Linked DNA regions of Homo sapiens: region 1 is linked to region 2. Evidence: chromatin contacts called from ENCODE Hi-C or POLR2A ChIA-PET data. All regions are on one chromosome and are shown on one strand. The core of a region is the stretch at or near the end of the contact, and the rest is flanking DNA. Distances in the headings are between cores, read along the strand shown.

Evidence for each region. A loop is a pair of places that touch in the nucleus more often than their neighbours do. ChIA-PET counts read pairs that join two places held with the same protein, here RNA polymerase II (POLR2A). Pooled maps may share reads with other maps.
Region 1: a loop to region 2 is called in a map of endothelial cell of umbilical vein, with 5 times the contacts of the local background. The contact joins two enhancer-like sites. A Hi-C loop is called at or near these places in 1 of 168 maps with a recorded cell type or tissue (endothelial cell of umbilical vein) and 1 of 50 pooled maps. POLR2A ChIA-PET finds 5 or more read pairs at or near these places in 4 of 52 experiments (A673, AG04450, BJ and 1 more).

Annotation. Positions count from the first base shown.
Region 1 is chr14:59,303,774-59,309,264 of GRCh38, forward strand. The region is part of intron 3 of DAAM1 (dishevelled associated activator of morphogenesis 1); the gene reads left to right. Among named protein-coding and RNA genes, the nearest start is that of DAAM1, 120 kb to the left of the region's middle. Within about 2 kb of position 3,163, at least 7 of the 41 ENCODE cell types and tissues checked have a DNase peak (open chromatin) inside an H3K27ac peak, as active enhancers do; they include endothelial cell of umbilical vein, where a contact is called at or near this core.
Region 2 is chr14:59,405,232-59,410,837 of GRCh38, forward strand. No RefSeq gene overlaps it. Among named protein-coding and RNA genes, the nearest start is that of GPR135, 57 kb to the right of the region's middle. Within about 2 kb of position 1,605, at least 5 of the 41 ENCODE cell types and tissues checked have a DNase peak (open chromatin) inside an H3K27ac peak, as active enhancers do; they include endothelial cell of umbilical vein, where a contact is called at or near this core.

The sequences.
Region 1 (5,491 bases), core at 1,913-4,412, 100 kb before region 2:
CCTGTAATCCCAGCTACTCGAGAGGTTGAGGCACGAGAATTGCTTGAACCCAGGAGGCGGAGGTTGCAGTGAGCCAAAATTGCACGACTGTACTTCAGCCTAAGTGACAGAGTGAAACTATGTCTCAAAAATAAAATAAATAAAATAAAATAAAATAAATAACAGCATCTGCCGTGACACATGATGGAGAATGTGGCTTATGTGGGAAATATTTGTTATCCCTGTCCTTGAAAGCTCCTCTTACCACTGGATTATAGTCAGATTCAAGTACCATATTCCATGCTGTCTTTCCTTTGAGCTTCTCTCTGGTTCTTGGCTGACTCTCCAAATGGTATGGCCCATACTTTCACAGAAAGACTGCCCCAAGGCTGCCTGACTTCACCAACTCCAACTCCAGAAGATAGGATTATGAAAGACATCAATATGGAAAGAAATGGCCCCTTTAGAAGCTATATCAAAGAGGAACAAAAAACACGTTTCCTGTGTCTTTCCTATATATATTTTTTCACTAATAGCTCCAGCACACCTAGTACTATTGAATCATTCCATTCTTTGCGCATTTCAGAATTTCTCCTCTTTGTAGAGTAGAGAGAAGCTTTGAGCTTCTAGTATGTTAGAATGTGCCACTAATAATTTGGGATTCTCAAAATTCCTTACACTTTAGGAACCTGGTAACTTGTGGCACTAGAAATGGGTTACAGTAGAGTCTACCAAAGAATACCACCCTTAAGTTACAGTGTCTTAAATTCTGTTATTCTTCAGCGTGGTACAGAGCAACATTGACTTGTGTAGTATCCTTTTATCTGTCCCCATACATAAGGAAAAGCATTTTGTTTTTTCAGTTTCTGAGAGGTACTTCCCTATGTCCCATATTGAGATGTTTCTGATACAGTGGTATCTTCTAACTAGTGCTTTTGTTTCTTTCTTTTGCCAAAAATGCTGTCATTAATTCATGAGTACATTGTAGAGTTTATGGTGGTCTAAAATTAGGAATACAGTTCCTAACTGTCCTCAGGGACAGTTAACCTTGCATTAGCACTTTTTTCTCATTCTGAGGATGCATCCCTGAATGGCATATGCCTTTATGTGCTTACTGTTACCCCTGATTCTCCTTTTAGCTTAATTACTCTTTTCCAAAGGGTCCTCTCTTGTTATAGCCTTGTGTTAAACATTATATTGCAAATCATAAACACACTTTGATTGTTTTCCCAAGGGCTGGTTACAGAACATCAAAACCTACTTTATGACATTCTGAAAGGTGGGTCTGGTAGCTACAAATGTGGTAGCAAGATGTGAGGCAGCAAAGGCCATTGACACCACTGATTGAATTTGCACGATACATAAGGGTTTAGCGTTGTGTGTCCAAATATGTTAATTTACAAACCAACTGGACCACATTGTACCTGGGTCTTTAGCACTCCATGGTGACATGTGGATCAAAGATTTGGCTCTTAACAAGCTATGTAGGAATAATTTGTTTTATGTCATTGCACACTGTTGTGTCATAGGCACAGTGCCTGCCTGCAGGGGAATGTGGGGTTGTATCATTTCTGAAACTAATAATTGGAGAATATTTCTTTTTCTTTGCCATGAAACTGAGGGGGAGTTGTCATATAAATTGGTTTCAGATGTTGGAGTTGTACTGCTTGAGAATTTTAGGCTTCAGTCATATGCCATGCTGTGAAGTGCTTTGCCAAAATAATGACTTGTTAAAATAAATAAAGTAAGTGTCTCATAGTTTGGGAAGTGGACTGTAAAATCTCAGTTCTTAGTTCTAGCTAAGTGTTGTGGCTGCTTTCTCAGATATACCAGGTGCACATAAAATGTATTCCCCCACATCCCCTCTAACCACCCCCCAACTCCTTGTAAAGTCAGCTGAGGCTTGTTCAGGAAAGAAGAGGGTGTTGGAGCAGAGGGCTCCTGAACCCTTACAGAAATGCGGTGATATTGTTGCTCTTCTCTTTGCTGCTCTTCCCCACAGGGTGACTAGGTCTCTGTAAAGTGGCACTCTTTTCTTGCTTTTCTTGCTTTTCTGGGTGTGTGATTTTGGGGAGGACATAAATAATAGCTATGTGCTATTTCATTCAGGCCATTCAGAAACTCTGATTTTTACCAGTGTAAATAAAGTTTGTGATATATGGAAAATATTAATGTGACATTTTGTGCTCTCAAGGAAATGTCTCAAAGGATTTTTTCCCAGGGGAGTTCAGGAATGCTTGCACTGTATCTTTACTTTGAAGTTAGAGATCCATTGATAAAAACCAGGGCTTAGTTAAAAGGCAGGAGAGTTAATGAACACTTGACTGTTGTTTTTTTTTTAACATGATGACCAGAGAGAGTGAAGTATTTAAATAGGCATACTTTTTTGTAGCTATACTTGCAAAGACTTAGAACCTATTGTTGGAGTAAACTTGGAATCTTCTCAGAACCTCTCAACTCTAAAGTTCAGAAATGTGTAAGTCTAGGAACTGCTAAGTCTGTCTCAGGGATCACTCACAAGGAGAGCAGGGAACTTTGTTCTTTTATTCATGTATTCCAACACCCAGAATAGTGCTTAGCTCATTATATAATAGAATTCAATAAATATTTGTTAGATGAGTAAAGGAATGAGAAGGAAAGCAAATGCCTTTTTAGATTCCATTCAGCATTGTAGATATGAGCTTAGTGAAAACAATTCTGCTCCTATCCTGCCCTTGAGAAGCCTTATGTTTAGCAGCATAGTATTAATGCTATCACAGAGTTTGGCTGTCTACACAAGTATTTAGATTTTAAAATGCTGCCGTGTCTTTGGGAGATTTAGTAGACTGTGTGTTACTCTAACATGGCATCCAGCTCTAAACCAAACTGTTAGGGAGCAGCAGTTGAGTATAGCCTCTTTTCTGGCTGGAGGGTCTAACCTCACTGAGTTCACAGCTTTTTTTTTTTTAATCAATAATGCAGGAAGACTTAGTAATACCCCAAATACTTAACCAACAAATTCCTGAGGGGGATAGAGGACCAAGTGCTCCCTTCCAAGGGAGGTGGAATGGAATGGTCAGGAGCTTAGTGGTCTGAAGTTTGAGACTCAGTGATGCACAGATAGAAACCATACCATGCAGCCTAGGCAAGGCAACAGAAATACACAGAATTGTGGTGTAATGGTCAGAATGGGGTAGGTGTTCTTGAGCAAGAGCTTTGGGCCAGCCTGGGCATTTAGGTAATTTAGATGCGAGGAGTCTGGAGCAGAGTATTAGTCATGCAGTGTGGCCTCTGCATTATACCTTTATAGATTGTGTTTTCTTCAACCAGGAAGTACTAGTCATGCATCTTTTGTTTTGCTAAGCTGCAGTTATAGTGAAATGGAGTAAATATCAGATAGACTAAATATCCTGTCTATAGCACTCTTAAGAGTCATCTCTACTTTTGTCTCAAGCTTATTTCACAAATCTGTAAATTATTTTTTTAAAAACCTGATAGCACTTCCAATGGTTCTTATCCATGAAATGCAAATTGAGTCTGATACAATTGACTGTTGCCCTCTTGGCCAGTTTTGCATCTGTTTGTAAACTCTTTCAAACATCATGATGCTAATCATAAGTCTACTCCTTGGGTTCTCCTTTGAACCAGTTGTAACATCTTCCTAGTTCTCTCATTTATTAGCAAGTTTAGTAAAAAATATTTGACATGGATTCATGCCATGCTTTTAAAAAATTATTCTTTACCAATACAGAATTTTAAACTTAGAGAATTGATAAAGAGGGAGCTAACTGATTCTACGTGATCTGAAATCTTCAAGTATATTTTATTTTTGAATACGTGATATGGTAGCAAGAGGCTTTCTCTGGGCAAACGTGGCATTTTGTATTGGCTCAACTAGTCTTTCTACCTGCATAAACCAAAGAAAAGGAAGGAGCAGAGCCCTGGGGGGTCAGAGGAGGTATCAGGCTTCATATGCATACATGGAAAAAATTCCTATGATATGTGAACGGATGGTTATACAGGAGAATAGTGGAGATAGCAAAAGTCATCTGGAGGTGTAAAAAACAATGCTCTAAAGGGACTTAAATGTCCCCCCAAATTTCTTGACAGCTGGCGAGTCGAGGTCCTATTCATGTAGTTTCAATTTTGTTAACCTAGATTTATGTTTTAGATGTGAAGCATCCTCAGTCTTATAATGAGAAAACCCATTTTGCTATTTAGTTTACGGCCAACTTTGTTAAAATATGTATACTTAATAAAGCAAGGACTAAACAAGTTTCCCTCCACTTAATATGACGTGTCTTTTATTCTAAGTCATAAATGTTATCTGTGAGGACTATCAGGAGAGTGAGAGCTTGTTCTTTTTCTTCTTGGAGAGACATTTTGGATAGAAATCTTCCCTCTCAGTAGAGTTTGTATAGAACTGTGAATGACTAATACAAATATGTGAAAATAGTCCTTTTATAGGAGCTTAGTTATGTTTGTTAAAGTTATCCCTGCAATTAATGGACATGAGGGTATGATGAACTTATAGAAAATTTGAGATTTGTTTATGAATTGAGGAAGATAAACTTGTGTTATATGGCCAGTAGAGAATTTCTGGCTTGTAAAAGGGAAGATTTGGGGAGGATATAATCACTTTATTCAAATTGTTTAAATATTTGCTGGGTCATTGTTCATAGGAGAGATTAAACTTATTCCATGCAGTTCCCAGGGACCAAACAAAAGCCAACAAGTGCTTGAAGTTACAAGGAGACATCTGTCAATTCAGTGTCCGGTGAATTTTTTAACAGTTCATGAGAGTGCTAGTTCCAGAAGATTGTGGACCTCTGGAAGCCTTCTCAAGAGCAGATGATGGATCACCTGCTGGTAACCTTATAAGGGACCCCTGTGAGAGGAAACTCAGCCCAGGTTGTCTCTAGGGTCAAAGACCAGTTATATAATCCTGTGATGGCTTTGGTTAAAAACATGCACATGTTTTATTAAAACATTAGGAAAAATGGAGAAGGTTTACTCTTTCTTCCATAATTTCTCCTGCTGCATGTGAGAGCCACTGTTATTGCAAGTCATCATTCAGTCTTTCCAGAAAAATGACTGACATTCTGAGGCTTAGGAGGAGGTGGTGGATTTCCTGGCAGATGAAGAAGCCACTGTTCTGTAATCATTCTTTGTGTGGGCCCAACCGGATTTTGGTAACAGATGTACTTGATATATAATTGTGGCAGTGGCCAAAAAATGTAACCAGGATTGGCAGTCCCAGGGACCACATGGCTATCTTGGAATGTGACAACACAGGAATTATTTTCTGAAACCAATTGCCCTTCTTTTGGCAAGCTTCAGATATAGAATATAGTTTTGCTCACCACCAGGGGTTAAAGTTAGGTATTGGAGGGAATGAGGAAAGCAACAATCTCCAAACTCCAAGTTTTAAATCTCCTACTACTTTTTTGCCCCCAAAAAGGAAGAGCCAGATGGAAAGAGTTGGGGGCAAATATCAGGATTTAAAGGACCTAATGATGCTTTGCTATTTTCA
Region 2 (5,606 bases), core at 355-2,854:
GCTCAAACACTGTGCTGGGAGAACCACTGCTCTCTTCAGAGCTGACAGACAGGGACATTTAAGTCTGCAGAAGTTTCTGCCACCTTTTGTTCAGCTATGCCCTGCCTCCAGAGGTGGAGTCTACAGAGGTAGCCAGCCTTGGTGAGCTGCAGTGGGCTCCACTCAGTTCGAACTTTCCCAGCTGCTTTGTTTACCTACTCAAGCCTCAGCAATGGTGGACGCCCCTCCCCCTGCCAGGCTGCTGCCTTGCAGGTTGATCTCAGTCTGCTGCACTAGCAGTGAGTAAGGCTCCATGGGCATGGGACCCACTGAGCCAGGCACGGGATATAATCTCCTGGTGTGCCATTTGCTAAGACCATCAGAAAAGCACAGTATTCAGGCGGGAGTGTCCCATTTTTCCAGGTACAGACAGTCACAGCTTCCCTTGGCTAAGAAAGGGAAATCCCCTGACCCCCTGTGCTTCCCGGGTGAGGCAATGCCCCACACTGCTTCAACTTGGGTGAAGCATCCCAGATCGACTTCAGACTGCTGTGCTGACAATGAGAATTTTTTTTATTATTTTTTATTTTTATTATACTTTAAGTTCTACAGTATTTCAAGCCAAAGGATCTTAGCTTGCTGGGCTCCATGAGGGTGGGATCTGCTGAGCTAGACCACTTGGCTCCTTGGCTTCAGCCCCCTTTCCCAGGGAGTGAACAGTTCTGTCTCACTGGCATTCCAGGCACCACTGGCGAATGAAAAAAAAAAACTCCTGCAACTAGCTCGGTGTCTGCCTAAACGGCAGCCCAGTTTTGTGCTTGAAACCCGGGGCCCTGGTGGTGTAGGCACCTGAGGGAATCTCCTGGTCTGCAGGTTGTGAAGACCGTGGGAAAAATGTAGTATCTAGGCCAGAATGCACCATTCTTCACAGCACAATCCTTCACGGCTTCCCCTGGCTAGGGGAGGGAGTTCCCTGACCCCTTGCACTTCCTGGGTGAGGCTACCTCCCCACCTTGCTTTGGGTCACCTTCCATAGGCTGCACCCACTGTCTAACCAGTCCCAATGAGATGAGGCAGGTACCTCAGTTGGAAATGCAGAAATCACCCACCTTCTGCATTGATCTTGCTGGGAGCTGCAGACTGGAGCTGTTCCTATTCAGCCATCATACCAGCAACTCCTAGACATTTCTTTATGTCCTTGAAACATTTTCAGGGAGATGGCAATGCCTGTCTGAAGCATTAGTGCTACAGATGTGGGCTTGGAATGAACCTGGGAGTGTCTGGACTCCCGGAAGGATTGAAGTCTATCAACTATCTTTGAGAACCAGAGTGAAAACAAAGAAGCAAGGTCTATTGTGTATAATCTGCTATCACTGTGTTGTCATTTCCTGAGCCACGTTCTTATCAGCAGTGGCTCTGTTGCCAAATTTCAATTCAAAAGAGCGTTACAAGGTGAAAAAAAAATCCAAATTTTTAGTAGTATTTCCTAGGTAGTAAACACAGGATTTCCTGCATCCGAAATGACTTCAACAAATTGCCTGTTCCTTCAAACGTGATCTGTTGACAAATTTGGACTCTGTTCCTTTAGGTACAGATAAGCTTACTGATGGAAAACTCCTCCAGCTGAGCAAGGGATTTTTGCCAGCTATCCTGCTCTAACAGGCCTGGGAGCCACAGGAATGAGTTTTCATTTCAAATGGATTTCTATTTGGCGTTAATATTTTGTGTGTTTACATCTTGTCTCCCCATGTAGAATATACAATCCATAAGTGTTGGAATCACTCTTCTCTTCTGAGAGCTCAGGCAGGCAGCATGGTGATGAATAAAAAGGAAGGTAGGTGGTAAATAAATGCTTTTGGTTCATTGGTTTAAGAAATAATAAGATGGAAGACTTCTGAAGGATTGACTCAATTTCTGAATACTGGCATTTGTTTCTGGTAGGGAAAGACAGACTTTCCAACTCACAATCTCCACAGGAAGGATGCTCTGTTGACAAAGGGGCAGGAATCTCCCCCTCTCAGATATAATTCTGGTAACACCAGGATAATTTGTAAATCTGCATTAGAAACAGCTCTTTTCCCTATTTCCCATTCTTAATAAAGTGCTTGTGATGAACTGAGTGAAATTCTCTCCCCAGACTTCAGTCACTCTTTGTTTTAAAATCCTCCGTTAGTGCGTTGCTTGCGGAAGCATGTGGTTTCACAATTCCCAGTACACATTTTTGCCCTGAAACTCATTTTTACTTTAGTCATCACAATGATGTACCAGGGAGTCATAGCAACCACTCCAGTTTGCCAAAGGACAGAGAATAGACAGGATATAATCAAAATTCTACAGAAATATACTATTCATGCCATTATATGGAAGTCACCAAGGAGGAAACCTTTCCAGAAAAAGCTAGGGTAAATCTTCAGAGTGAGCCTTGTAATGCATCTTCTATAATGGTTCTCCAGTTGCTGTCGAATACAGCAATGTCCAGGTATGTAATGTGTCCAGTTACATACCTGGACACATCCATGTGAGACACTTTTGGGCTCACAGAGCACAAATCTGTAGCTTCATTGAATTTTCACTGTTCATTTTGTTAGTCTCCTGGGCTTGGTTGTTGAGAACCCAAGAATATATATCTGTTCCCATGCCTCCAAGCTTCAGTGAATTAATGAAAATGAGCTCATTAAAATATGACCATATAAATTTCCATGATTAACATTTGAGAGGGAATTCCTTTACAGAAAAATAGTACTAACTGCCACTTATTAAGGCCAGGCACTGAAACAAGCATTTCCCACAGAACAACCCAATAAAACCCCCAACGAAGTATTTTTGGTCATATTTTACAGATGAGGAAACAGAAGCTCAGGAAAATTAAGATATTTAATCGAGGTCATACATAATTTAATTGTGATCTAACTGGAACTCTGGGCTCTTAACAAATACTGAATAAAAAAGAACCACAAAAGAAACTGCCATTATCTCCTTAATTTTTTTTGTCTTCTATGTTAATGCTGCTATTTTACAAGTTTAAATCTTGAAATGAGAACAGAGCCTGCAGCTAGTTCTCTGGAGCCAAGGCATCACTTTGGTTCTCAAATGGGAATTCTTTAATGATTGAACAGTAGAAGTATGGAACAGCCATAGAATCCTGGGCTTGGAGGGGACCTCAAAGGCACTATACTGGACACTTGATTTTTTATTCTCCTAACATCCCTCTTTTCTGCTAACCATCCCCTGCCTGATCAGATGAGCAATCAAAATGTCCCACACCCCCAGACCAAGGGATAGACATGTGACCCAAGCAAGGCAATCAGCACTGAGGAACACCAAGTCTGGTCCTGATGACAACTCCTGAAGAGACTGCCCTTTTAGTTCCTGTGTCTCCAAACCCAGGAGCTTCCCTGATTCTGGTTTCCTTTCTGAAGCTTAATTCTTCAGCTTTCCTAGCAATTTTGAAAACTGGCCAAAGTCAGATTCTGTTGTTTGCAAGTGAAGGTCCTAACTGATGCAAATGACTAATCTGGGGTCTTCATAGGGCTGATGAGCCAGATAAGCAAGACACTGGGTCCCCATTTCTGCTTAAGCAAAAGCGATCTGTGTGAACCAAGGGTTTTGTTATTAAAGAAAAACTTGAAATGTCACTAATCTAGTCCAAGCACCCTCAGTCTCCGGTAGCTCAATTATGATCATCCAGCCCAGCCCTTAGATCCTTTAATTTTGTTTTTTATACTAATTTATTTTGAAAATTAACTAAAATGCCAAGAATGAGAAAATGACACCTAAGGAATCCCTTTAATTGTCCAAAAATTTGTACCCAGTCAAGAGACAGACTGGGAAATAATTGCCATCTGAACTCACCTATTGACAACTTTTTCAAACCTACTTCCAAATCACATCTGAACTTTCCTTTAAATAACTTATTTATTTATTTTTGAGATGTAGTCTTGCTCTTGTAACCCAGGCTGGGGTGCAATGGCATGATCTCAGCTCACTGCAAACTTCACCTCCCAGGTTCAAGTGATTCTCCTGCCTCAGCCTCCCAAGTAGCTGGGATTACAGGCACCCACCACCATGCCTGGCTGATTTTTGTATTTTTATTAGAGACAGGGTTTCGCCATGTTGGCCAGGCTGGCCTCGAACTCCTGACCTCGTGATCCACCCACCTCAGCCTCCCAAAGTGCTGGGATTACAGACGTGAGCCACTGCGCCTAGCCTAGATAACTTATTATTGTCAATATGGCCGGAAGGGAGGTTCCAAGATGGCCGAATAGGAACAGCTCCAGTCTACAGCTCCCAGTGTGAGCAACGCAGAAGACAGGTGATTTCTGCATTTCCAACTGAGGTACTGGGTTCACCTCACTGGGGGCATGTCGGACAGTGGGTGCAGGACAGTGGGTGCAACGCACCAAACGTGAGCCGAAGCAGGGCAAGGCATCGCCTCACCCGGAAAGCGCAAGGGGTCAGGGAATTCCCTTTCCTAGCCAAGGGAAGGGGGGACAAATGGCAGCTGGAAAATTGGGTCACTCCCACCCTAATACTGCACTTTTCCGACGGTCTTAGCAAACGGCACATCAGGAGATTATATCCCGCGCATGGCTCAGAGGGTCCTACGCCCACGGAGCCTCGCTCATGGCTAGCACAGCAGTCTGAGATCGAACTGCAAGGTGGCAGCAAGGCTGGGGGAGGGGCACCCACAATTGCTGAGGCTTGACTACGTAAACAAAGCAGCACAGAAGCTCAAACTGGGTGGAGCCCACCGCAGCTCAAGGAGGCCTGCCTGCCTCTGTAGACTCCACCTCTGGGGGTAGGGCATAGCCGAACAAAAGGCAGCAGAAACCTCAGCAGATTTAAATGTCCCTGTCTGACAGCTTGGAAGAGAGTAATGGTTCTCCCAGCATGGAGTTTGAGATCTGAGAACAGACAGACTGCCTCCTCAAGTGGGTCCTGGACCCCACGAGTAGCCTAACTGGGAGGCACCTCCCAGTAGGGGCAGACTGACACCTCACATGGCCGGGTACTCCTCTGAGATGAAACTTCCAGAGGAACAATCAGGCAGCAACATTTGCTGTTCAACAATATTCACTGTTCTGCAGCCTCTGCTGCTGATACCTAGGCAAACAGGGTCTGGAGTGGACCTCCAGCAAACTCCAACAGACCTGCAGCTGAGGGTCCTGACTGTTAGAAGGAAAACTAAAAAACAGAAAGGACATCCACACCAAAACCCCATCTGTACCTCACCATCATCAAAGACCAAAGGTAGATAAGACCACAAAGATGGGGAAAAAACAGAGCAGAAAAACTGAAAATTCTAAAAATCAGAGCACCTCTCCTCCTCCAAAGGAACACAGCTCCTCACCAGCAATGGAACAAAGCTGGATGGAGAATGACTTTGACAAGCTGAGAGAAGAAGGCTTCAGATGGTCAAACTTGTCTGAGCTAAAGGAGGAAGTTTGAACCCAACGCAAAGAAGTTAAAAACCTTGAAAAAAGATTAGATGAACGGCTAACTAGAATAACCAATGCAGATAAGTCCTTAAAGGACCTGATGGAGCTGAAAACCATGGCAGGAGAACTACATGATGAATGAACAAGCTTCAGTAGACAATTCAATCAAATGAAAGAAAGGGTATCAGT